Linked DNA regions of Homo sapiens: all the other regions are linked to region 1. Evidence: chromatin contacts called from ENCODE Hi-C or POLR2A ChIA-PET data. All regions are on one chromosome and are shown on one strand. Each heading gives the region's core, a stretch centred on a gene start or an enhancer-like site at or near the end of the contact. The rest is flanking DNA. Distances are from core to core; before and after follow the strand shown. Region 1 holds the start of CUTC (cutC copper transporter). Region 2 holds the start of CFAP58-DT (CFAP58 divergent transcript). Region 3 holds the start of SFR1 (SWI5 dependent homologous recombination repair protein 1). Region 4 holds the start of ZNF518A (zinc finger protein 518A). Region 5 holds the start of TM9SF3 (transmembrane 9 superfamily member 3).

Evidence for each region. A loop is a pair of places that touch in the nucleus more often than their neighbours do. ChIA-PET counts read pairs that join two places held with the same protein, here RNA polymerase II (POLR2A). Pooled maps may share reads with other maps.
Region 2: a loop to region 1 is called in a map of CD8-positive, alpha-beta T cell, with 18 times the contacts of the local background. The contact joins the promoter of CFAP58-DT here to the promoter of CUTC in region 1. A Hi-C loop is called at or near these places in 1 of 168 maps with a recorded cell type or tissue (CD8-positive, alpha-beta T cell) and 4 of 50 pooled maps. POLR2A ChIA-PET finds 5 or more read pairs at or near these places in 1 of 52 experiments (HCT116).
Region 3: a map of B cell shows a loop between it and region 1 (20-fold over the local background). The contact joins the promoter of SFR1 here to the promoter of CUTC in region 1. A Hi-C loop is called at or near these places in 2 of 168 maps with a recorded cell type or tissue (B cell and naive thymus-derived CD4-positive, alpha-beta T cell) and 9 of 50 pooled maps.
Region 4: a loop to region 1 is called in a map of CD4-positive, alpha-beta T cell, with 9 times the contacts of the local background. The contact joins the promoter of ZNF518A here to the promoter of CUTC in region 1. A Hi-C loop is called at or near these places in 2 of 168 maps with a recorded cell type or tissue (CD4-positive, alpha-beta T cell and naive thymus-derived CD4-positive, alpha-beta T cell) and 6 of 50 pooled maps.
Region 5: a loop to region 1 is called in a map of CD8-positive, alpha-beta T cell, with 17 times the contacts of the local background. The contact joins the promoter of TM9SF3 here to the promoter of CUTC in region 1. A Hi-C loop is called at or near these places in 2 of 168 maps with a recorded cell type or tissue (CD4-positive, alpha-beta T cell and CD8-positive, alpha-beta T cell) and 8 of 50 pooled maps.

Annotation. Positions count from the first base shown.
Region 1 is chr10:99,730,064-99,733,985 of GRCh38, reverse strand. It overlaps CUTC (cutC copper transporter), which reads right to left and starts at 1,752. Exons shown (of 9, transcript NM_015960.3): 1 at 1,577-1,752. The coding sequence starts at 1,637. COX15 (cytochrome c oxidase assembly factor COX15) reads left to right here and starts at 1,859. Exons shown (of 9, transcript NM_078470.6): 1 at 1,859-2,026. The coding sequence starts at 1,937. RefSeq lists an enhancer at 1,938-2,157.
Region 2 is chr10:104,351,359-104,355,280 of GRCh38, reverse strand. It overlaps CFAP58-DT (CFAP58 divergent transcript), which reads left to right and starts at 1,706. Exons shown (of 2, transcript NR_108036.1): 1 at 1,706-2,163; 2 at 3,354-3,922. CFAP58 (cilia and flagella associated protein 58) reads right to left here and starts at 1,448. Exons shown (of 18, transcript NM_001008723.2): 1 at 1,375-1,448. The coding sequence starts at 1,383. RefSeq lists enhancers at 1,719-1,778, 3,056-3,165, 3,186-3,235.
Region 3 is chr10:104,120,043-104,123,964 of GRCh38, reverse strand. SFR1 (SWI5 dependent homologous recombination repair protein 1) reads right to left here and starts at 1,794. Exons shown (of 4, transcript NM_001002759.2): 1 at 1,769-1,794; 2 at 879-1,000; 3 at 1-251. The coding sequence starts at 1,781. RefSeq lists a silencer at 1,799-2,028 and enhancers at 2,269-2,318, 1,713-2,376, 2,949-3,048, 2,532-3,731.
Region 4 is chr10:96,128,653-96,132,574 of GRCh38, reverse strand. ZNF518A (zinc finger protein 518A) reads right to left here and starts at 2,278. Exons shown (of 6, transcript NM_001330736.2): 1 at 1,823-2,278. LOC124902486 (a long non-coding RNA gene) reads left to right here. Exons shown (of 2, transcript XR_007062254.1): 2 at 1-3,520. RefSeq lists enhancers at 1,514-2,417, 2,226-2,865, 2,418-3,322.
Region 5 is chr10:96,585,204-96,589,125 of GRCh38, reverse strand. TM9SF3 (transmembrane 9 superfamily member 3) reads left to right here and starts at 2,114. Exons shown (of 15, transcript NM_020123.4): 1 at 2,114-2,392. The coding sequence starts at 2,291. It overlaps LOC105378443 (a long non-coding RNA gene), which reads right to left and starts at 2,062. Exons shown (of 3, transcript XR_946220.4): 1 at 783-2,062. RefSeq lists an enhancer at 947-1,006 and a silencer at 1,885-2,454.

The DNA of each region.
Region 1 (3,922 bases), core at 503-3,002:
AGTTTCCTGGTAGCTACCAGACCAGCTGTCAGATCAGTGGCACTGGCCGATGCTGATGCTGCCGGGGGACTATTTGCCTCACACAAGAAAGGACCCTAGGCAGGAGAAGATGGAGAGATGTATAAAAAAGGCTATGACAGAAGGCAGAGCAAGGCAGTTGTCCCAAGCAACAAAGTTATAGGATCAAAGGAGAAGCAGCAGCAGTTCTCAAAGTGTAGTAGTCCAGAGAGCTTTGGGAGCCTCTGAGACTTTTCAGAGTCTGCAGGGCTACAACCGTTTTCTTAATAATTCTAACACTTTATTTGACTTTTTCACTTTAATTCTCTCACAAGTGAGAGGCGTTTTCTTTTTTGAGGCAGAGTCTCACTCTGTCACCCAAGATGGAGTGCATTGGCGCGATCTCGGCTTACTGCAACCTCCGTGAAGAGGCGTTTTCAAGAGGCTACTTGACATGTTAGACTGAATGAAGCAGCGGGCATGAGAATCCAGCTGTCTTCCATTAAGATATACTGAAGAAACTTGCAAAAATATATTTCCACTCTTTTGCTTTTTTTGTTGTTGTTGTTTAGGAATATTTCTTTTTCAAAAAAATATTATGTCAATATGTAATGGGTTTACTATGGTTATTTTCTAATCAATATTTTAAAATTTTGTTTTAATTTTATTTTTATTTTTTTGAGACGGAGTCTCGCTCTGTCGCCCAGGGTGGAGTGCAGTGGCGCGATCTCGGCTTACTGCAACCTCCGCCTCCCGGGTTCAAGTGATTCTCCTGCCTCAGCCTCCCGAGTAACTGGTATTACAGGCGCCTGCCACCATGCCCAGCTAATTTTTGTATTTTTAGTAGAGACGGGGTTTCACCATGCTGGCCAGGCTGGTCTCGAACTCCTGAGCTCAGATGATCTGTCCCCCTCGGCCTCCCAAAAAAAAATTTGTTTTAATTTCTAATACAGTCAAAATAGATAGATGTAATCCACATAAAGAAAAAATCTTTGAGGATTCTTGATAACTTTTAGGAAGGTTCCTCTTCACGGAGGAAGAGGGACTTGCCAAATTCTCTGGCACCTGCCATGCCATGCTACCCTGGCACTCAGGAAGAACTCGGGTCTTGGAGCAGCCACAAGCTCGGCCACTTGGTAGCTGCGTGACTTTGGGGACCAAGCCCCGTCCCCGCCGTGGCAGCTACAGGTAACTGCAGGTTAGGAACTGGGCTCCGCGCTCGACAATTAACTATCCCAGCGGAGTACTGGCTGCTGGTGCGGGCGGTACTGGCATCCTCGTGTGGCGACGGAAAAAACGTGAAGCTGAAGTTAACCAACTTGCACAAGGTCGCAGGGCCGTTATGAGGGGACCCCGGGACTCGAACCTTGGCTCCACAGCTGAGCCATTCTCGCTACCTGCCCCTCGTCACGCCCTCCGTTTCCACACCTTTAACGCCTCAAAGATAGAAGGTGCCGCCCAAGGGGCTGGAAGGAGCTGAGGAAACGACTCCAGAAGAAATCACCACTGACTACGACTCCCGCCGGCCCGCCCCGGGGAGCCTTCGGCCGACCGTCCCCTCCCCCGCCACCTTCCGCACCGGCCTTCCCGGACGGTATCCGCGCTCGTTTTCGCTCAGAGGAGGCCCCCTGCCTTTTCATGCTCCACGCGTTCCTCCCTCGTGCGCCTGCAGTTTCCACTTGGAATTTGGGCTCCGGCGCGCACCAGCTAAGAAGCGCGTCAACAGCTGCGCGCGCCCGTGCGCGCGTCCCCGACACCTACGCCCCAGCAGCCCCCGCGAAAGCGGAGTCGCAACGCAGGCGCACTTCTGTTCGCTCCGGTCCCCAGAGAAGGCGGGGCTCCCGCTGCCCGACCCGGAAGTGCTTCTCTTTTCCTTGGCGGAGGAGGGAGACCACAGAGCCCTGGGTTGTGGAAGAGGTGGCTGTTCCCTGTCATCAGTATGCAGCGATTGCTCTTTCCGCCGTTGAGGGCCTTGAAGGGGAGGCAGTATCTGCCGCTCCTGGCTCCTAGGGCAGCGCCTAGAGCACAGGTACCGCACTGCAGCGGACTCCGAGTCGCGGGAGCGGGGATGGAGTGAAAGGGCCGGGATAAAGATAATGTAGAGCCCCACATCACGTTTCCGGAGCTCCTTACAGTGCACTCACAACGCATAGGTTCAGATCAGAGCCCCTAGGTTCAGATCTGGAACATTGACCTGCTGTGTGGTATTGGCCAAGTTAATTAAACTTTCTGTTCTTCAGTTTCCTTATCTGTAAAATGGGGATAACAATACCTACTTTAAGGTTTGTTATGAGGATTACATTCTTTAATATACATCAGGCCTTTAGCACATGGTAAAAGCTGAGTAATTTTTACCCATATAGTTTATTTTTGCTTAAAAAGTTCCAAGTAGTCAGATGAGGAAGTATTACTGCATCCTACAGAGAAGGAAATTGAGGCTTAAAGTTACTTTTCTAAAGGTGACTCAGTTAATCAGAAATAGGAAACCGAGCATGGATCTTTGGACTCACAGGGATATAGTAAGAAGAGGGCATGCATTTGCTTAACTAGTAATTATTGAGTGGTTATTATATATTAGGAACTGGAAAAAGAAAGATAAATATTACAAGACTCCTGCCCTGGAGGAAGTCAGTTTATTCATTTGCGAAATCCTTATCATGGTCTCATTATATAAAGGAACAGTGTTAGAAACAAAGCTAGCAGAAGGGAGAGAGCAAGACTGACCGGACACTGCCACCCCAAAGCTCATAGTTTAGTGGGAGATACAAACAGATGAACCTGAAGGTAGAGTGATGTGCTGCATAACAACATTTTGGTCAACAACAGGCCACAGATACAGTCATGGTCCCATAAGATTATAATGGAGCTGCCTTTCCAAGTGTACCTTTTTTTTAAAAAAAAATCTTTTTCTCTAAATTTCTTTTTTAGAGACAGCGTTTTACTTTGTCACCCAGGCTGGAGTGCTGTGGCATGATTATAACTCACTGCAGCCTCCAGCTTGGAAATCCTGGCCTCAAGCATCCTCTTACCTCAGTCACTTAAGTAGCTAAGACTACAAGTGTGTGCCACTGTGCCTAATTTTTGAAAAAATAGAGATAGGGGGTCTCGCTACATTGCCCAGGCTGGTCTCGAACTACTGGCCTCAAGTGATCCTCTCACCTTGGCCTCCCAAAGCCTTGGGATTATAGGCTTGAGCCGTTGCACCTGGCCCCATTTTTAAATCTTTTATACCATATTTTTACTGTAATTTTTCTATGTTTAGATAAACAAATACCATTGTGTTACAGTATTCGGTACATAATATGCCATACAGATTTATAGCCTAAGAGCAATAAGTCATACCATATAGCTCAGGGGTGTAGTAGGCGATACCATCTAGATTTCTGTAAGTACTTTTTTTTTTGAGAGATGGAGTCTCACTTCATCGCCTAGGCTGGAGTGCAGTGGTGAGACCTTGGCTCACTGCAACCTCTGCCTCCCAGGTTCAAGTGATCCTGCCACCTCAGCCTCTCAAATAGCTGGGATTACAAGCATACACCACCATGCCCAGCTAATTTTTGTATTTTTGGTAAAGATGGGGTTTCACCATTTTGGCCAGGCTGGTCTTGAATTCCTGACCCAAGTGATCTCCCTGCCTCTGCCTCCCAAAGTGCTGGGATTACAGGTGTGAATCACTACACCCAGCCTTTAGATTTGTGTAAGTACATTCTATGAGGTTCACACAATGATGAAATTGCTTAAGAATGCATTTCACAGAACATGTGCCCCTGTTGTTAAGTGATGCTTGACTGTACATTACAGTGTATTAAGGGCTTTCCAGTGTGCTGTGGGAGTGACCTATTGCAGACCTTGAAGAGCCTGGGAATACATCCCAGAGGAGGTGACATGTAAGCGGAGATCTGCAGTAGGTATTATTAATCAGGGG
Region 2 (3,922 bases), core at 457-2,956, 4.6 Mb before region 1:
TGGGGAATGAAGAATGAAATAAACAAAGATGACTGGTGGGAGAAAAGAGGAGAAAACACTCAAAAGCAATAATGGGACAATAAAGAACTAGAAGGAACAAGAAAGGAAATGGGAAGAAAGAGATACAAATGACTATGGGTAATGGGGAGAAGTGAAGTGGCCACAGCAGCATGGATGTCAGAGAGAGATGTGAGTGATGGAGCCCAGGCGTGAGGAAGATGGATGATATGAAAGAGATCGTATGATAAGGAAAGGAAGGAGGTGTTGACCACGGGAAGACGGAATTTATAAAGCTAGACTGGAGATGGAGGAAAAGCAATGATGAGGGGATGTGAATGGTGCAGAGGAAGCAAGAGAGTAACTAGAATGGGGTGGGGAGGGGGTGGAGCACGATGGTGCTGAAAGATGATGGGGCTTGGGCTGGCTTCATGGGAGTGAAAACTGGTCAGTTGCACAGGGCCCCTTGCTCAGAAAGGCCCCATTCTTGGTTGAATGCTCTGCTGTTCTGTCTTAAAATTATTTGTAATTTTTGAAGAGACTTTGTGTTTTCACTTTGCATCAGGCCTTGCAAATCATGTAGCTGGTCCTGGCTGGAACAGACCGTGGGATGGGTGATGGGGGAAGGGCTCTGATGGGGCCATGAAGGATTTGGGTAGGGCCATAGTGGATGGGGACTGTGAATGGCAAGTAATGACAGGGACCCGAGGCTCTTGAGGTTATACGTGAGGGGGCTAAGGGGCAGGCAGGGAGTCACTGAAGGGTTGCAGAAATAACCCCTCATTGGAGAGGCTGAAAATGGGGTGTACTGTAATATGGGGGAGTGGTGGGGTGATACGAGATGTTAACACAGGAGTCAATGAACACACGGGGCAGAGGTGATGGGCAGAAGAGCCTTAATGAAGCTGTGTGACAGCAGGTGATCACATGTTAGGAAATCAGGGTGTGACAGGTGGACAAGGGCCATTGATTGGGATGACAGCAGGCATCTGTGAAGCTTTCTTCCCGGTTTCCCCTGTGAGATAAGACATCTCCAATATTTCTGTGTGAGCCTCTCTTATGGTATCACTCCATGACTAAAAATCTAGGGCTGGGTGCATGTCACGTGTGGATTTCAGAATTCATTAATTTTCTACCGCACTTAGCATAGCGCCGATGCCACAGTGGGGATAGTGGGGTGTCCACACAAATGAAGGAGAAACAGGAGGTAAAGAGGCCAGAGCCAACGGAGAAAGGCGCGGGAGTGAGTGAGGGTGCAGGGGAATAAGATGTTGATGGGGGGAAATATTGGAATCACCGTTTGTGACAATCGTCAGTAGGAGAGGGACAATGGGGAGGGGTCAAGGGAAAGGCGACAGAGGGGCGCTGACTCCTGACCTCAGCCATCCTGATGCTCTCTGGGGGCGGCCTCAGAGGCTGCTGTGGAGATCGCAGGAGCTGGGCCGGAGTCTGGGAAAGAAGCTAAAGGCGCGACGCGCTGTCTCTATCGCCCGCCCCGAGCGGAAACCCGCGCTCGGCGCGTCGGCCCGTCGCCTGGCAACGGACACGCCCTCTAGGGGCGCTAGCGGGAATTCGAAAGGGGAGGAGCTTCTGCGGCTGGCACCTGGGCAGGGTTCCTCAGAGAAATATGCAAATATATCCCAATGGGGCGGAGCCAAGGAAGTGAGGGGGCGGTGCCCCTGAGAGGCTGGGAGGAGTCCCACGGTGTGGGCAGATGGAGACACCCAGGAGAAAGAAGAGGGCGAATTGGAAGAGGCCACCCAGAAAGGACGGTGTGTGACACTAGGGAGCCAAGCATGGAGAGCCGAGGACTAACGCTTGGAAGGAAATGTGGACCAGAAGGTTCCGGATGAGGGAAGGACTGGCGGCTACACTCTGCCTTCCGAGACAACGAGGAATAATCTCACTTCAGTCAGTTCAACCCTTGTAAAACAGCTACTGTGTGCAAGACACGGAGGGAAAGCTGAAGTAGAGAAACCACAGACGCTGTCTTCAAAGGGTTTAATCTAATATTAGTGATGAGAAAAATAGGGTGCAGAGCTTAAGGCATCCTGGAAAAACGTATGTAGCGCCACATCGCGAAAATCTCTCTTCTGGGACCCCTCTCCCAAAAACGTTTCTTCGCCCTCTTCTCCCCCTTCTGCCTCCACTCTTTCTGGACTTCAGGTACAAATAGTTGAAATAATTATACTCCTTGGTTCATGAAATGTGTAAGACTCCTCTCTGGTTTTATTTTCCCCCTTTATCCCCATCCCTACTCCCAACCCCTATCCTCAACCCCATAGGCATTCATGCTGCTGTGCTTCCATATGTATTTTTGGGAAATGTACAAAATTTTTATCAGTGTATTTTTTAAAAATGTTTAAATAATGCTACTGGACTTTGGAGATTATCTTATTTTCTACTTTTTTCACTCAACATTCTTTTTAAGGATCTGTCCTCGTTGCGATTGGCAAGCATATAGTTCATTGCTTCTGAGTACTGCACAGCGTTTCATAAGGGGCATCTACCACACTTCACTTCCATTCCCCAGGTGTTAGGTAACAAGGCCGCCTCTAATTCTCCAATACATCAAGTAATACAGCCATGATCGTCTTTGTCCGTGGTCCCTTAAGGACCTCTGTGCAAATTCCTCTGAAATATATGCCAAGGAGTAAGATTGTTAAAGTTATAGGGATGCACAGGGACATTTGCTTATGCAGCTGCGTCCTGCACAAACACATCCAGCCATGGGGCAATGGAGGCTGAAAAACTGTCTCTACTCTCTTTCCCGTGCCATGTGCCCTACTGGAGAAAGGTGTGCACTTTTTATTCTCACAAAATCTCTGTACGCCAGCCAAGTCATGAACCTAGAAGGCTGTAACTATCTAGAGGGTGTGATATTTTCAAACTCATCTGGCCAGATGAACAGTTTTCCAAGAGCACAACGATGCCCAGTAGCCTAGTACAAGCCCTGGGTACTTACCAAGCACTTTAAGATTGTGTACCAGAGTTACTGCCCTACGCTGCACTCCAGTGTGGGGTTTCCATCCAACACTTCCATCCATCCCTTCCAGAAGGTGATAGGTCTTTTTTATTAAACACTCATAAAGTGTTTAGTAAATACCAGATACTATTCTAAGTGCTTTGCAAATATTGACTCATCTAATTAGCTAATTTTCTAATTTCTGTCAATATGATGAAAGTAGTGTAAGCTCATTTTTTGCTTTCATTTTCACTTCTCTAACTACTAGTGAATTTTTTGACCATTTCTTTATACATTCATAGGCTACTTGAGATTCCCTTCTGTGAACTGCCTTTTCAGTGTCTGTGTCTATTTTTCTATTGATCTTTTTTCTTTTTCTTTTGATTTACAGATATCTTTGAGAAGCCTGGACATCAATCTGCTTTAGAAGACTAGAAACTCTGCCTTTATGTCTTTAAGGGAACAATAGTCCTTAACTTTGATACTGTGGCTCTTTAGCTCTTTTTTTCCCTATATTTTTTATATAGTTTTTTGGTATTATTTAGACCTCCTTAACCCCACGGTCATAAAGGTATTCTCCCATCATTTTTTTCTATCCATTAGCTTCATAGTTTTACTTTTTTACATTCAGTTATCTAATCCATCTGGAGTTCTCCTTCCCATATGGTGTGAGATAGGGATCTAACTATATTTTTCTCCATGGGGTGAGCAAATTTTCCAACAACCCATGTCAAACAATCCATTCTTTCCAAATTGGTTTGGGGAAGTTTCCAAATAGACATGAGTATGTTCTGAGCTCTCTGGTTTGTTCATGTGTCAGTACCACAAGGTTTTGTCACTGTGGGTTTTTAGTTAGTCATCATGCTTGAAGGGCAAGTTCCCCATTCCAAATTCTTCTGTGTTAAGATTGCTTTGTCTATCCACGGGCCTTTATCCTCCCTTATAATGTTTAGAGTAAGT
Region 3 (3,922 bases), core at 545-3,044, 4.4 Mb before region 1:
GACTGAGATTCACAGACATTGAGATTCTTCAAAGTATTTTTCAAATTTGTATTTTCTTCAAATTCACTGTCTATATGTTTAAAACTTTCTTGAAATTCCAAACAGTTTTCCTCTGTGGAAGATGCTGGTTTCTCTGAAAAGGTCTGATCATTTTCTTCACTCTCTACTTTAAGACGTTTCACCACATTGTAAGAGGAATTAAATGAAAATCTTGTTTTCCTTAATCTTTCTCTAAGTGTTGCACTCATAGGCTATAAAGAGCACAAAACATTAAAAATGTGAATCAAGAAAAACATTCTTAATGTCAATAAATCACCAGAAATAAAGTCCTTCCATTTCTATGCTAGACACCACTAGATGGCTTTCTGTCTCCACATCTAAAGAAGGCATCACAAAATGACTTTAATTTCTGGAAGCTCCATTTGTTTTATTTCCTTTTTACTTCAGCAAGATCAACACCTTTCCAAAAGTGTTGAGAAGTTTATCCCAGTAATCAAGGAACATTTGTTCAGTAACAAGCACATGCCTGATAGTACTCCAGGTGCTTCAGAATTACAGAGTAAGGAAAAGACCTAGACTCTGCCACTAAAGACCTTCATAATAATATTGCACAGATGCAAACTTTCTCCATCTGGAGTATTGTAATAACCTAATCTGAAACTAACTGAAATGAATTCATTCAAGAGGAAAATATGGAAGGGGGCTGGTGGGTGTCATATATGTCACCTTAGAAGAAAAACAAAATTATTTAATAAAATGTCTACTTATTTATGCTACACATTATGTTAATTAACAACCTTCCGTAGAATTTAAACCACCACTGCCACAATACTTAGAAACACATAATGGATCCACTGGAAGAACAAAGATTTTCATACTTGTTTTCGGGAACTATTTGTATAGGGAGATGATGGATTCGCAGAGGCCTGAGGAGTGCTAGGTAAAACCACAGCTGAGTCTGACGGACTTTCCATCTTGAAAGTGAAATCTTGGTTTTTCTCTAAAAAAGAAAAATTATAAAATAATCGAATTAACCACACCTCTCTATAGTCGACTTTTATCAAATAATATATTGTATTGGTGTACAAAGCATCCACAAGTAAGCCAGATATTTCTTCTAATTTCACTTTGTAATTCATTCTTGCTCTTTTTGCAGTTTTCCATTTACCTTCCCACATAGGGACCACTAAGTTTTTCATGATACATCAACCAGCTAGTATCTCATAGTCACAAGACTCTCCTTGTTTTCGTTTCATCCACCAAAATATATTCAAATTCTGCCTTGGAAGTAGGGAAGAATAACAGCTTTAGATAATCAGGAATTCTTTATTATGACAGCTTCATAATTCAAGAAGCTATAGCCGAAACCTTGACTCAAAAACAATAGGACCTGAATGTCACCCATCCTGAACTCTACAAGCTGTGACTAGAACCCGTTACCCTGCCGGCCCGAGGCATAAGAAACACAGCGGAGACGCATTTAAGCCCGTCTGTAGCCTTTTAGTTTAAGCGGCCAACAGGGACTGAAAAGGAGAGTGGACTGAAATTGCTTCCTCCGACAAAGGCATTAACTTTTGAGGGGTAAACTAGGGGCGGGAGTCGTCCCCTCCTTCCCCCCGTTGCAGAAAGCCCACTAGTTCCCCGGAGACCCCAGGCATAAGGTGAGGTTGAGTTCCCCAGACCCGGAAAGGGAGCTCAACTCGACTCCACAGCCGACTCCCGGGGAAGCCCAGGTGTCAGGGATCCCCCCTTCCCCTCAGCAGGGTACCTCCCTCCGCCATTCCCAGCGAGAGCAAAAAAGCGCGCGCACCTGCGGCCGTAAATCGATCCTGTGGCAGGGGCGGGGCCGTGCGGTAGGCGGAAAAGATGCGCAATTGGCCAGATTGCCTGACGCGCGAGGCGCCGCTTCACTCAGCGACTCAGAGCGGTGGGACTGCGCGCGCGCCTCCGCCAGCGGGTGGTTGGGGCGGGGCTTGGCCCACACGATGGGAGGCCCAGACGCATGATTGGCAGAATTAACCGGTGCGCGCGGCTCTCCCCGCCCAGCGCCCGAGAGCAGCGTGAGTGCGCGCGCGCGCGGCCGCGATCCGCAGCAGGTCTTCGGGGCGGGCGAGGCTGAGCTTCGGAATGTTAAACCAATCCTGAGGGGGGCGCGCTTCCGTTCGCGGCTTCTGTTGCCTTATTTTCAACCGCCTTCCCTTCAGGCTTCCTTGTTTTTGTGCGTCTGTGAAGTGCGCCTGAAAGTGCCTCTCCCCACCCCCGCCAGCCCGCCGCCTCCATTCTCTGGCTCCAGTCAGTCTCCTCTCCCTGCTAGTCACAGTGAAGGCTTTACTCAGACGTGGGGCGGCCAGAAGCCGCACGGCTGGCTGCATGTTAGATTTACAGCTTGTGGACTCCCCAGAGGCAGAGACCACAAAAGAACAGCGTTGGTTGGGTTCCAGCCTATTCCAGCGTGGTGGTTCCAGAGACCACAAAAGAACAGCGTTGGGTTCCAGCGTTGGGGTCCACATTTCAAACATGTTAGAAATCTATCCGAGAGTCCCGGCACTTTAGCTGAGCTCATCGCTAGCTTTTTTGGCTGCCGCAAACTCGGCGGTCCCGTCGCGAGGTTTTTTGTTGTTGTTGTAAACAAAAAACCGTTTCTGTACCTCAGTATGCAGGCTCCTTAGCGTGACCTCAAATCTTTTACTCAAATCTGAGGGAAAATGTAGCCCAAGGAAATTTGTTGTGGCGCAACACAGGAAGCAGAACAATCACTACATGAGATTGTGTCGGTCCAAAATTCACGTTTGAGACCGACAGGGCCCTTGCTGGCTACCGGGCAGCAGCATCCTCAGTCGAGAAAATCCCCCCCCCGCGCCCCGCTTCCAGTATGGCGAGGTTCTGTTGCTACGCGACGACAAAGTTAGCTACATTGGGTGGAGCACTGGGTTTAGTGAAAGAGTTGAGTAACTTCTGAGTCACGTGGAAGTTGGGAATTTCCAGGGGCCAGTGTTTTCAGTCCTCTTATTGAATGGCCATTTTAAACATTGATATCGTCTCTTTACTATTAATAACATCTGACAGTAGTGGCTTAGAAGTGGCCAAAAGGGAGTTACCTGAGTCTTAAGCAGTCAGGTATAATAATTACAGAACCTGAGGACTACCTAAGGGAATGATTAGGGGCGTACACGTTACAGTCAAATTGTCTAGGTTCAAATCCTGGCACCATACTTTATGTGCTTCTTAATGAGGTGATTCTGTGCCTCAGTTTCTTCACCTCTTAATATGGGATTGGAGAATTAAATGAGAACTGGTGAGAGGCAGCTGGAACAGAGCTAGGTATCTAGGAAGCACTCAGTAGTTATTTTATATATGCAAGTGTATTCACCATTCCCTAATGGATTTAAGGGAATGTATCACCTTCAGTTTCACCCCTTGATTTATCTCCCACCCCCCAAAAAAGCACATATATTTTAAAAAGATGCTGTGATCTGTAAGATCCCACACAATATAAACCATAAATAGCAGAAAATGTAGAGCCTCACATATGATTAATAATACATATTTCACTCCTAAAATTTTTTAAAATTACATAAGTTAACCCCAAGGAATTTACAAAGGGGAAGAGAGAACTCATGATTTTGTGATAAAGGTGTTACTCACCTCACCAAGCTGCAGGTCTCAGTCTGTACATTTATTTCTCCCTTTACTCATCCATTGGCATCAGTTAATCTCAAAGAAAAAGCAGAATGATTTGTCCTGACACTAGAAGCACAGTGCAGACTCTGCATATTCTTTATACCTCCCGGCATAAGGGCGAGTTGTTTTTATGAGTCTCTAAAATCAGCAGCTCCCAAATCCTTTTACCGTTACAACCTAAGCTTAGAGCTGTGTTTTTCCTGGCTGCAGAAAGGAAAACAACATTTTGCCTTGCAAATGT
Region 4 (3,922 bases), core at 1,029-3,528, 3.6 Mb after region 1:
GACCAAGATTTTAAAACTTTTGACGACAAAAACTGTTCAATTACACTTCACATTCAACTTAGGTGTATAAAGAAATGTAAAAAAAAAAAAAAAAAACTAAGAAAAAACTTCTATACACTTAAGCATACATCATTGATGACCAGTGATAACATGTCACAAATTTGCAAAAGTCACAACCTAAAGCTTAGAATCAATCTAACTCAGTATCTTCATTTATTACAAGAAAAAGAAAATGAGCCTTGCCCAAAGTCACAAAACTAGAAATAATATCTGGATCCGGTTCCAATTCAGTTATCCTACCACCACAATACTAACCCTTAATACTCATTTCTGGTATCTAATATGCCATGAAAACTGCTCACCATGAGAAGCCAATACCCCATATAGAACTGAAATACTCACAGCCTACACACCTGGGACCAGATAATAAATAAAAATTTCAAGACGGTGTTAAAACCTTTTTGTTCTGCTAATAGCACTTTGCCACAAAACCTTCAGTAGCATACCTGAAGGAATGTGGGCAAGATTCAAGTCTCCTATCATTTAAAGAAAAAAAAAAAAAGTAGTATTAAGTGCTCTAAAGTATGCAATGTCACAATGCCTCAATGAGAACAATTCTAAACAACTATAAACAGAAAAGTAAACAACAAAAATACACTTAAAGGGCATTTAAAGCATATCCTGAAGTCAAATTATAGATCTAGGCTAAAGTATAGTCCCTCTGTAATATTTCAAAATATAGAAACTTCTGGGATTACAGCATACTATTACCAGAGAGACTAGAACAGAATCCGAAGTGTGACCATGGCAAAAAATTGAAGCATTTAAAAGTTCATACATTATCAATGCACACAGTGGGTGTTCATTGTGGTTACTGTCTTTTGTCCTTCCATAAAACCAGATATAAAACGTTTTATTTGGTAATTATACTTATTTTCACGCAACAAACAGGAAACATTTGGTTGTGTAACATACCTACATTTTATTCTCCCCTTTTGTTGGCAATTTTCTGTATCTAGGGATGATCTAATTTACAGTTTCTATGGCAAAAATCAACATCGTTTACTATGCTTACCTTCCCCAGGAAATCCCAACACCCTCAAAGTGTTAACAGAACGCAATGTCTCTTTATAAATTTCAGAAAAGACAATTTTGCTGAAAGATAGTGAATGCATTTCTATAAATTTGCAGTTAAACTCAAAAAATGTTAGGAAATTTCACTGAATCAATTTAAATGTTTTAAATTAAACCTGAGGATATCAACCTTAGAGTACACTCAAATCAGACCCCTTGCTGCAGAAAAAGCAATTCAACAATTACCAGTAACTAGATCTAACATGCACACTTTCAAGTTAATAGAATTCCTATCCTGACAGTTTGGTGTCTTCATGTTTTATCACTGCGACAACTGTACAAATTCCAACATTCTTATGAATTCCTTGAACATTGACTTATTTTATTTTTCTAGGGTTTTTTAGACGTTTGACAACATACTCAACAATGTTTGCACTAAAACAGCTCACATACACTACTTGCTCTCAAATTTAAACCTAAAAAGAAAACTGAGTCTTAACTGTTGTATTCTGAACTTTAAAGCTACATCTGTTTGATCGGTCCACTTAAGAGTTAAAACATTTTTCCTTATATACATTTCGCTCTATGTACTTTTCAATTACCACAGCCACCTAGGAAGAGACTGTCTACTTGACAAAGAGGACACCATGTAACGAATAGAGTCAAAATGAACCCTACATGTGAGAAAGCCAGTTACAAAGAAATCCAACTGCCACTGGGTGTGGTTAGGGTCTGCGGGGAAGAGCACCTTTGGCCAACTCTGGAGAAGAGCGAGCGCGTCAGGGAGCAGGGCATCTCTGCAAGAAATGGCCCCCAATGACCATACGCTGGGCCAGCAATAGGGACGCCGTCGAGTCGGGCCTGCGAACCTATAGCTCGAGGGGTGCGGTCTGCGGGGCGCCCTTGCTGTCTCCACCAACCACGAAACCCGCCGAGTGAGTGCTTCGAGCGCCGCGCGCCCAGCTTCGCCCCAAACACCGCGCCCGATCCGCCCCTTCCTCCGGGGTTCGGCTGCCCCGCGGGGAGCGCGGAGGCACACCGTCTCCTACTCCCACCCAGCTCCTAGAATGTAGGAGAGTGTAGAGTTCAAAAAGCCCGGAAGTAAAACAACCCCAGGTTAAGAAAGTAAGGGTAAGCTCTAGCAGTCGGCAAAAGCGCTCGGCAAAAAAACCCCGACTTCTCCAGAAAAACTTTGCGGCAAGTTAAGCGGAAGCGCTGAATGGCCGGGACTATTTAACTCGCGCTTCCTCTCACAAGAGGCGGATCCCTGGACCTGTTTGGGGGACCCTGACGGTCCACAAACTCGCCGTTTGCCTGCTGGGTGGCCCTCTAGAAGTTCTGACATCCTAAAAGGTCTGGGCAGTCCCGCTGACGGGGAATACCTGTCGTAGTACCCATTGCCTGCGAGTCCCTGATGGCGGCCATTACACTTCCATCCGGGTATTGCCGAAAAGCTGATCGCAGCGCTACCGGGAGCGCACGCTGCGGCGGAGGGATCTGCGCTTTACCTGAGACAAGCGGAAGAGAACGGAGGCCGGCAGGGTCCGCGCTCGGTCTGACGAGACTAGGCCATGGAGCTGGGTTCGCCGCTGACCTCTCCATCTAGCGCGCGGCCCCGGCGCCCACCAGTCCAGTGACCCACTACTACCTCTTTGCTCACCAGCAGCTGCTGATCTTACTGCCGGTGAAATGGCAGACAAACGTCTACTCTGTGCTCTTCAGAGTAGACACCAGGAGCAGGAACTGTATGCACTTCCCAAGCCCTTGCTGACTGGGAATGGTCTCCACCCTGAGATTTTAACCAGTTCCGGTTTAGCAAATGGCGCCTCCCCACCTCTGGCTTCTGGCACGCAGGTTTTAGCAACCATTGTAGCCCACGTCAACGAAAGAAGCTGCCGCCAGTAGTTCTAGAAGACATACTGAACTCCAAACCTGTATATATTGAATAATTGATCAAAAACTATCTTCACAATGAGGGAGGCTCACATCTCCCTCAAACGAATACTTCCTCTACCTGACAACAGGGCTGGACAGTTAATATGGTTGGCTTTACCCCAAAGGCCAGTGTGGCTCCTCTTCTGTTCTTTATAAATCCAACCTACTAATTGATACCTCACTTTCTACATAATTCTACATAAATTATCTTCCTTTTAAAATGTGGGGAGGGAATAAGTGGCGGCAAACGTTTAAGCAACAACAAAAAACCTTGGCGCAGAAGGATATACCAATAAATTGAAAGTGAAACTATGATCAGATTTTTCATTTTTTAATGTTCCGTGTTTTCTTAAGTAGCATGTATGACATTTATAATTTTTAAAAATTTTTTAAAATATGTGTATGATACATATTTTTCATTGTCTTAGGGCAGGCTTTTGAAAATGTCAGCCTGTAGCCAAATGCAAGATTTTCTCCATCCTTTAATAAAAAGCACACTGAGAAATCCTCACTTTGTCTTTAGGAAGCCTTCTTTATTATTGTGTTTACTGGGCTACACAATTCCACCTAGAAAAGGCGAATGAGCGGAAATTCACATTAGTCATATTTATGCTTGTGTAAAACACACAAGGAGAAATCTTCTGTAAATACCAAAGGGGATGCCATTATGGAATGAAGAACATGTTTACAAAGTGGATTTTATTCCGCATCGTACATCACCCATCTCTCTTCAGGTCCTCATTTCTGTGCAAGCCAGACATGCACACACATCACAGCAGAAAGAGAGAGAACGAGATTTTTCTTTTAATAACAAAAAACGATGTTAGTTTGGAAAAATGGACAGAGTTTTTTGTTCTGTGTTTTGATGTAGTTTTTGTTTTTTCGATTAAGATATTGCATCCCCCCCCACAGT
Region 5 (3,922 bases), core at 865-3,364, 3.1 Mb after region 1:
ATGATTCATTCAGCAATTAATCATGTACTGCTTTGTGATGTTTCTTACACTATCTAGAAAGCATTCTTCAAATCTTGCTATGCTATTTGACTTTTCACTTGTTAATGTCTTCATTCATTCAGCAAAGAGTTGAATACCTATGATGTGACAAGCACTATCTCAGCAGCTGGGACAGATATAAAGACAAACAAATCATAGTCCCTGCAATCAAAAAGGTCCGAATGCAGTGTAGAAGAGGAAATGTGAATAGATAATTACAACACAACACGCCAAATGCTATTGAAATCCCAAAGAAGGAATGCTCCATTTCTCAAGGGATCATGCAAGGTTTCACTGAGGAGGTGATCATCAGCTAGGTCTGAAAGGATAATATCTAAGGCACAAGGTGAAGCAGAGCATGCCAGATAAAGGGAGTATAAAGAGCAAAGGCACAGAGGTGTAAAAATATATACGGGTGAATGCAGAGCATAGAAATTGGTGGAAGGTAAAGTTAGGGAAATAAATTAGGGATAAAATAGGCAAAAATTTGGACTTTATCCTTTAGCAGGGAACTTTTTTTCTGATTACATAGTTAGCACATGCTCACTGTAAAAAATAACCAAACATTTATAGGCATGTACAAAGTAGAAAGTTAACCACTGATAGTAGTTTGTTATAATCTTTCAGATTGTTTTCTATGGGCAGACTAACATATTGCCATATAAAATGAAGTTAAACTCTTATTTTCTTCAACTTGAAAATTTAACAGAACCTCTTGGTTATCATTCCATGCCAGTACTTACCTATTTCCTTTTTTTAAAGTGGCTGTATAGTTGGTAAATCATTACCAGCAAAAAGACCTATTATGGAGCCAGACTGAGTGGGTCTGGTGTTTCAGCAAGCCACTCAAGCTCTCTGTGCTTCAGTTACCTCATCTGTAACAGGAACATTTTCACCGTACCTGCTGCATAGGGTTTCTGTGAGAATTTAATGAGCCAATATCGTTCAGAATAGTGCCTGGCAGATGAACGCCCTCGTGGTGACTCCATGATTTATTTACCTAACATTGAAGAACTGTTTTAAGCAAGGGAGTGAGCGATATAATCTGGTTTCTTTTTAGAATAAAAAAAACATCACCCTGGCACCTGTTGGGGATGTTAAACGGGAGGAAGATCAGTCAGTGATGGATATCTTCTTGTGAGACTCTTGCAATACATAGTGATACGGAAGACTGGTTGGTACTGGCAGAGGAAGGAGAGGAAAAATAAACTCTTGAACCACTTTTAAGAGACCAAATGCTAGAACTTGTTGACTGCTGATGGCTGAGAAGAGACAATCTGACAAGTTCGAGATTTTTGGCTTAGTGGCCTGTGTAAATGGTGGTGCCACATTCGTATATTTTTTTTTTTTTAAAGATTTTTTGTTTCAGTGTCTACTACGGATCTGGCACTGTTCTAGGTACAGGAAATACGGAAACAGGATCTCTGCTCCGAGGAGCTTACACTCCAAGAGATATTTATGACTGGGAAGAGGAGACCCAGAAATAGTTAAGTAAACACATAAATGAACAAGAATGGCAAGCTAACTTAGCATGTCTTGATTGAACAGTAGGGGTCCAGTAAATATTCAGTAACTTTAAAACATCCAACCCTGTACGAGTTTAACAATCTCTCCTAACGGTGATTACAGGAGCCCGTGATTCATTCACAGCGGCAGACGAGCGCCAGGAAAGGGTTATTTGATCTGATCCCTCAAGTTCCGGAGGCAGCAGGTCAGACGATCGGCCCCATTTGGCAGCCAGGAAAAAAGCTTAAGCATTTTGGCCAAGGTTACACAACCCGAAACACCGGGACGCGGCCCGGAGGCGGCTTCGGCCTTGCGGTCCAGGCTAGGCCACTGCGCCGGGGCCCAGCCTGCTCGGCGCCCGCCCGAGTGCTCGGCAGGCCCGTAGCGCCGCGGCTCCCAGGAGCCGAGGGGCAGCCGGCGCGCAGGCGGCGGTTGCCGGGCCCTCCCTCGGCCCGGCGGCGGTGGCGGCCCCGCGTCGCGAGGCACTTCCGGCGCGTGCCGGGGTGGCCGGATGACGTGGCTGAGTCAGAGGAAGAGGCTGAGGAGGCGCGGGGGGCGGGGGAGGCTCAGGAGCGGGCGGTGACGGCGACGGCGGCGGCAGAGGAGGCAGCGGCTGGGCCGGGCCCCGTGCGTCTGTCCGCGCCCCGTGGATGCGAATCGGCCGCGGCGGAGGCGGCGGCGGCGGAGGAGGCGGCGGCGGGAGGAGGAGTCGGTGAGCCGGCTCCGGGCCGGAGGGGCGCGGAGGATGAGGCCGCTGCCTGGCGCTCTTGGCGTGGCGGCGGCCGCCGCGCTGTGGCTGCTGCTGCTGCTGCTGCCCCGGACCCGGGCGGACGAGCACGAACACACGGTGAGGCGCCCCGGCCGGCGCGGCCGCCCCGGGCTAGCTCCCCAGTTGCCCACTGAGGCAGGCCCCACGCAGCCTGGAGTGCCCGGCGGCCCGGTGGTGCCCCACTGCGGCCCGAGGACTCCTTCCGGTTGGGCCTGGCGGAGCAGGAACCTTGGGAGCGTGGAGGAGGCATTTCCGTGCGCTCCCGGGACAGGGCTCCGCTCCCGAGTGACAGGGTCTCCTTCCCCCGGTCTGGGCCTCAGTGGCGCCGCACCCCAGGGTCTCGGGGTTCCTGGGACCCTGGGGCCAGGAAGGAGCCTGGGAAGGGTTGAGGTTCATCCACCGCGGGAGCGGGGCAACGGGCAGGCTGGGCTCGGGGCTTTTGCCCCCCAGGGAAGGAGACTGCCTTCTGGCTACTGAGGGCTGCGACGCCGAGGAAGATGGATGCATCGTGATTACCCGGCAGCCACTAACCAGGAAATATCCTACACTTTATGGTCTCCTTTGGCTTTTATCGCCCGCTTCTGCCCAGACCGGATTAAAACCCTGGGGTGGGGCAGCATTAATAAACTTGAATTGAAGAGCAGTTTATACTTACTTGTAAGTGCACCCAACCTACACGCGTTCAATTCCTAGGCCTTTCTTGTAACTTTCTCCTCACCTTCCAGCCCCTAAGTGAGACCCCCATCCCGATAGTCTCTAACTAAGGCAGCTTCTGACAGTAAAGGGTCTTGACGTTTCCCAGTCTTCAGGTCAGGGCCAGAAACAGTCCCTTTTGCATTTGGCCTAAAGGTGATTGGCAGTTTGTTTAATTGGTATTCTCACATCAAAACGTGCATGTGAACGACTCTTCAAATGGCTTTCACTTAGGGCTGTAACTGTGGTTTTCAGAGTGGTAGACTTGAGCAAGGCAGGAAGGTCAGGTAAATTGAGAGTTTGCTTGACGAGTAATTGTTTTTTATACCTTTACCATTAATGATAGGAGTTTCTATGAGAGACTGTGTTTGTACTAAATCAGAACGATCTGAGGGAGTCTTATGTCATTTCTGGTAAGTGAGGAAATGAAGCAGTCGTCCTTACCTATTTAATGGATCCGATTTTATTTGTAATCAACAAAACTTTTCGCTGGATCCTTGGCTAGCTGGGATCTTATTTTAGCTAATAAAAGCTCTAAACTTTTGACTGTTCTACCTTCGGTCACAGCCAGAAACTTCTTACCTGTGTAGGTATGTATTTCTTTAGAGACACAAATCTCGAATTGGTGACATGTTTTTGTACTGTACTTGTGGTGTTTCACCTAAGATAATTTTGTTGGGAGGTTAAACAGCTTAAAACGATTTCCTTTTGTGTTCTTTCATCAGATAAGCTGTCTCAAAGTTTAAGAACTGCTATTGTTTCACATAGTATACAGGGACCATGTATAGATTTGGGTCTTTGAGTATTTTTAAATTTTCAGTGGGCATCCATCCTTCTGTTTAATGATATTATTACTAATATATTTCCAATTAAAAAAACACTTAGGAAAAGTTACCATATGAAACTCAGAACTCT